2 separate regions of the Homo sapiens genome follow, and region 1 is linked to region 2. Evidence: chromatin loops called from intact Hi-C (ENCODE). Cell type or tissue: breast epithelium. All regions are shown on one strand. Each heading gives the region's core, and the rest is flanking DNA. Links, peaks and the distances in the headings are about the cores only.

Region 1 (2,924 bases), core at 164-2,663, 450 kb after region 2:
TGGGAAGAAAGAGTGAGGCACGCCAGGAGCAGGGCTGTGTGCTCTGCATAGCAAAGGTTATATATCTCTGTGTGGAGATAGTCATAGCCTTCCTGGTCAAGCCCAGGGATCTGGGCCAAACACGAAGCTACCAGCGGTTAGAATGATTTGAACCATTCAGATTCTAGCCTGCTTCCTAAGCTTTGAGGGAGATTATGATCTTATCATCAACACCTGATCCAACTAAAGTCAATCATTCTCATGTTGCCTATACAATTCCTGAGTCTCCATCCCATGAGTTCTAATTCACATCGATGGACACAGTGAATCATGATAGGTCAGGCACAGGATTCTTGTAGATTAGAGACCTCTTCCAAGAAACTGTGGATGCTGCAAGAGAAGGTCTGGCTCCAGAGATTACAGCTGTAAACCCAGAGCTTCTGGGGCCTCCTTTGTCCTCTATATGTTTAACAAGACATGTTTCAGTTAACACAGAAAATGCCATGCACTTTGTACAAAGAAGTGTACGTTTGTCCCTGTTCTGCTTGTCTCTAATTTTTCTCTTTGTTTCTGGTACTGCCAGGTGCTGCTGGCCTTGTTTGTTTTACTGCTCTCTTTGCTGGACAGATGTAAAATACCCACCCCCTAAAAAGTTAACTGGACTGCACCACACTAACATAAATGGTCTGAATGACAACATGAGTGGAACAAAGTGAAATTCTGCCAATTCAATCCCTTAATTATCTCTAGATCCCTTCTTCTTTCTCTGCCCCAATTTGCACTGCCTAAGGCCATGCCCTAATACCTCTTCCCTGGACTACTGCCTCCTAATTGGTCTTATGGTCTATGAGGTCTTTGATGCTTCAACCCCATTCTCTATACAACTGTTGGAATAGTGGATCTTTCTAAAATGTCAGTCTAACCACATTTCCTCTCCTGATTAAAATCCTTCAACAGCTCTCATTTGTTCTCAGTAAAGTCCATGAATCTAAGAACCTGCATGATTTGGCCTCTCCCTGCACATCTCTTGCAGTCTCCATATAGAATACTCTTCTTTACAAACTTTATCTTGGAGCCATTTCTAAGTTCATGTCAGTAGTAATGTTTTAGTTTCAAAAACGCCTCCCAAAACCATATTGGTTAGGTACACGATGACTCATGCATATCATGGAATGCTATGTGAGAAACAAAAGGTGACATAGTAGATGTAATCATTATCTCAAAGTAGTGTGATGTGGAGGCAATTTTACTTTATCCTATGTGATTTTGTGTGTTGTTGCAATGTTTACCATGAACATATTTTCAAAATTAGAGGAAACAGGCTGGGCACAGTGGCTCACACCTGTAATCCCAGCACTTTGGGAGGCCAAAGTGGGCAGATCACCTGAGGTCAAAAGTTCGAGACCAGCGTGGCCAACACGGTGAAACCCTGTCTCTACTAAAAATACAAAAAGTAGCCAGGTGTGGTGGCAGGCACCTGTAATCCCAGCTACTCGGGAGGCTGAGGCAGGAGAATGGCTTGAACCCTGGAGACGGAGGTTGCAGTGAGCTGAGATCACGCCCAGCCTGGACAACAGAGCAAGAGTCTATCTCAAAAAAAAAAAAAAAAAAAAAAAAAAGAAAAGAAAAGAAAAGAAAAATTAGAGGAAACAATAAGGAAATTCCCATTTTGGAAAAAATTGCTGAGTGATCCATGTTTTAGTCATCAATATTTACCACAGTCAATGAGATGTGGAATTACAGCCTTTAAACACAGCTGCTGACTTTCCTCTGACAGTAGAATAAGTGTTCTAGCACCTGTGTGTTAGATCTCCAGTTTGCAGGGCAACTGAGAAACTGCCAAAACCTCAGATAGTGAGAGGGAGTCTCCTTGTCTCCCCTTTAATTGGCCGTTTCAGGCTATGGAGTATTCTAGGCCCCCTATGGGCTTGCAGTTTGGGAAAGGGCCCTGATGCTGGTCACATAATTGTGATTTGCCCATTTCATCCCATGCACTTTAATTTTCCTTCTGCTGCATTCTTAATTCTTTATCAATCTTTCTGCCCACCTTATGCTTCTCTGCCTTATTTCTTTCAGCTCTTGGCCCAGTGAGGCAGCCAAAGTACTGGAAATGAAACAGCAACTCCAAATCATTATTTCAAATTGCATTGCAAAGCCTCCATCCCTGCCTAATGCCACAGATTGGCAGGAATTCACCGCCAAAGAGAGCCAGACAAAATCTCCCTAAAGACGATTACATGGGTCCCCCAACCCACCCTTCTGGAAGGACCGCTATGAAAGCAGCAGAGTATGGAAGAGTCACAGGAGAATCGCTCAAAAGTCCAAAACCCTACAAAAGCCAAGGCTGCACTTTCTCTGGGACAGAACTTTGGGATCCACACTTGGGGATGCCCAAAAGGAAGGAGCCAAGATTAGCCAGGCTGGCACCTGGAGAGAGAATGGCCTCAGAGAGTTGTCCTAAAGCTTCTAGATTTCTTACAATTACATGACGTTTGCTTCTGTGCCTGGTGACCTGGCCTTTCCTACCCTCTTAACCTCATCCTCCTCTTTCCATCACAGAACGCTTAATGTCCAGGAGTGCAGAATTACCCAAAGTTTCCCCAAGTGTTATGCTCTCACACCAGTGTGCTGTTAGCATCTTCCTTGATTAGAAGTCAACCCCCACCCTACCCCTCACATGCCCAGCCCCATGAGGATGACACTTTTTTCTACAAGGCTTACCTAAAAGTAACCTTCTCCTCGAAAAGATCCTTGACTGCCCTGCAACTCAGGCTAAGCCCAGCTTAGTTACTCCCCTCTCAACCCCTGGGCATGCTGACATCAGCATTAACCACACCGTCAGGTGGCCTGGCCCCCTACGCAGCAAGTTCTCTGACAGCAGGACTCCTAGCATGCACCTTGCTGCTGATACCAATGGGTGCTCACTCCAGGCTTGCTGAATTATC
Region 2 (2,924 bases), core at 122-2,621:
ACGTAACTAACCTGCACATTGTGCACATGTACCCTAAAACTTAAAGTATAATAATAATAAATAAATAAAATAATAATAATAATAATAATAAAACTCCGGTCTCCTGCAAAAAAAAAAAAAAAGATAAAATAAGCTCAAAGATAGTAGATGTAGGGCAATAAAGATAAGAGTAAAAATCTATGAAGTTGAAAAAATACATGATACAAGATGAATAAAGCCAAAAGTTGGTGCTTTGAAAAGAGTAATAAAATAATCAAACTTCTGATGATTAGAACAAAAAGGAGACCTAATTATTGATTCAGCATGTGATAAAAACCTGACTACTGTGAACAAGCATATGTCAATTTGAAAACTTAGATGAAACAGATAAATTGTTTGAAAATATAACATACCAAAATTGACTTAAAAACAAAGACAATACTCTTATAGCAATTAAGATAGTTAATCAATCACCAAAAGAAGGTAAGACCCAAATAAGTATTACTAAATTTTCAAAAAATAGTTTTTTTGCAACATACAACACCTTCTTGAGAATAGAAAAGGATGTCAATATAAACTTGGAGTAAACCCAGATAAGGAAAATGTAAGAAAGATAACGGATAGGCAATTTTTAAAAATTCTAAACAAAACTCTAATTTGAAGCCAGCAGTTTATAAAAAAAGATATACATCATGATAAATTTTGGCTTATGGAAAGATGAAATAGAAGGATTGTTTAAAACCCAAGTACCTATAAATGTAATGCCAAACATTAAGAAGATTAAATATACAATTAGAAAAAGTTATTCCAATAGTTAACAGAAAAATAATTTGATAAAATTCAACAACTATTAACATAAAGGAAATAAAAACATGACAAAATGAACAAACAAAAAAATCTTACTAATAGCAGTGTCCCTCCTTAACTTTACAAAAGGTATTCAACAAAAAGCTACAGCAAATATAGCACATAATAGTAAAGTTAGTATTATTCCCTTATATGTCAAGGGGGAAAGGGGAGTTCCACTATCATCACTTTTATTAAACATTGTAATGGAGATTCTAGCTGGTGCAACAGGAAAAGGCTAAGAAGTAAAAGGTATAAGGATGGCATGAAAGAAAACATAGACACAGATGATATAATTACCTACACTGAAAACTCAAGAGAATCTAAATATAAATTATAAAAATTAATGTGAGCTTTCCAAGGTGGCTGGATATAATATCAATAAACAAAAGCCAATTGCATCTCATGATATCAATAATAAATATTTAGAAGATGTAATTTAAATTAAAAGATACTCTTTATAATAACAGAAAATACTTAGGAATAAATTTAACAAATATGCAATTCCTTCATGGAGAACTGTCAATACATGTACTGAAGTTGTTAAAGACATTTAAATAAATTAAGAGCATTCCTCAATAACAAGTTGAAAGACTTAAAATCTTAAAGACACCAGTTCTCCTAAAATTGAATTGTAAATTCAATGCAATTCCAACTGAGTTTTTAATGAAATTTGATAAACTGATTTTAAAACGTATATATGAAAGAGCAAATGTCCCTAGTTAGCCAAGACATTCTTACAGAAGATGAATAGGATGAGGAAACATTCCCTACTAGATATCAAGACTTAATTTAAAACCAAATAGTTAAGATAATATTCCTATTTTGCAGAAAAAGTTAATTTGGAGCCAAATAAAAGTTCCAGACAGAATCCCATACATCTATAAACACCTTATATGTGCCAGAGAAGGGCATGTCACATCATTGGAGTAAGTAAATGATGGGGCAGGTGGCTCTACTTATTAAATAAGTAAGTAAATAAATAAATTAAATTAAATACCTACTACATACCACACACTTAATCAATTCCAGATGGAGTAAGTAGTTAAATGTAAACATTAAACAATTGAAATAAGGAAGTATATATAAGAGAATACCTTGATTAAACTGAGCTAGCAAATTATAGCTTAAAACTCAAAAGTTGCCAATTAAAAGAGCTAAATTCAAGTACATTAAAATAAGTATTTGTATTCCTCCAAGGACACCATAAAGAAAATGAAAGACAAGCCATATTGTGTGAAAAGTATTTGTGTTGCATGCCACCAATAAAAATTAGCCACTGAAAAATGTAATGAACTTCTCCAAAATAAGAAATGTATATGATTTTTTAAAAGATATAAAAGAAACCCTACATATTAGCCTTTACATAAACACAGAGAAACTTGTTAGAACTAATAGACAAATTCAGCAAAGTTGCAGAATATAAAATCAACATGCAACAATCACTTGCATTTTTATTCACTAACAATTCAAAAAGAAAATGATTCCATTTACAATAACATCAAAAAGAATGAATGCTTCAGAATAAACTTAACTAAGGAAGCAAAAGACTTGTACACTGAAAACTTCAACACCTTGATGAAAGAAATTAAAGAAGATGCAAACAAATGGAAAGTTATCCTGTGTTCATGGATTAAACGGCTGAGTATTTTAAGATGTAAATACTATCCGTGATACATATTACCCATTAAGTCCATATTTTAATGGTAAGTATTCCCATTAAATCTACAGATTTAACGCAATCTCTATCAAAACTCCAGTGGCAGTTTTCGGAGAAACAAAAACATTCATCTTAAAATTCATACAGAATCTCAAGGGATCCCAAATAGCGAAAGTGATCCTGAAAAAGGACAAAGTTGGAGTTCTCACATTTCCTAATTTCAAAACTTGTTACAAAGCTACAGTAATCAAAACAGCATAATACTGGCATAGTGGAAATGTGTAGACCAATTAAATAGAATAGACAAGTCAGGAATAAATCTTCACTTAAAGGGTCAAATGGTTTTCCACAAGGATCCCAATGCCAGTAAATGGAGAAAGAATAATCTCTTCAACAAATGTTGTGACAACTGGATATCCACATGTAAAAGAATGAATTT

The links. A loop is a pair of places that touch in the nucleus more often than their neighbours do. Peaks named below come from ENCODE experiments on the same cell type or tissue, not always from the same donor. Only the 100,000 strongest peaks of a DNase experiment are listed, where the experiment ranks them.
Region 1: a loop joins it to region 2, with 25 times the contacts of the local background. A loop is called at or near these places in 3 of 110 quality-filtered maps.

The regions. Positions count from the first base shown.
Region 1 is chr10:77,115,968-77,118,891 of GRCh38, forward strand. The region is part of intron 6 of KCNMA1 (potassium calcium-activated channel subfamily M alpha 1); the gene reads right to left. Among named protein-coding and RNA genes, the nearest start is that of KCNMA1-AS2, 23 kb to the right of the region's middle. In breast epithelium, for the core only: no CTCF peak of the experiment used is centred there; no DNase peak of the experiment used is centred there.
Region 2 is chr10:76,661,269-76,664,192 of GRCh38, forward strand. No RefSeq gene overlaps it. Among named protein-coding and RNA genes, the nearest start is that of KCNMA1-AS1, 230 kb to the right of the region's middle. In breast epithelium, for the core only: no CTCF peak of the experiment used is centred there; no DNase peak of the experiment used is centred there.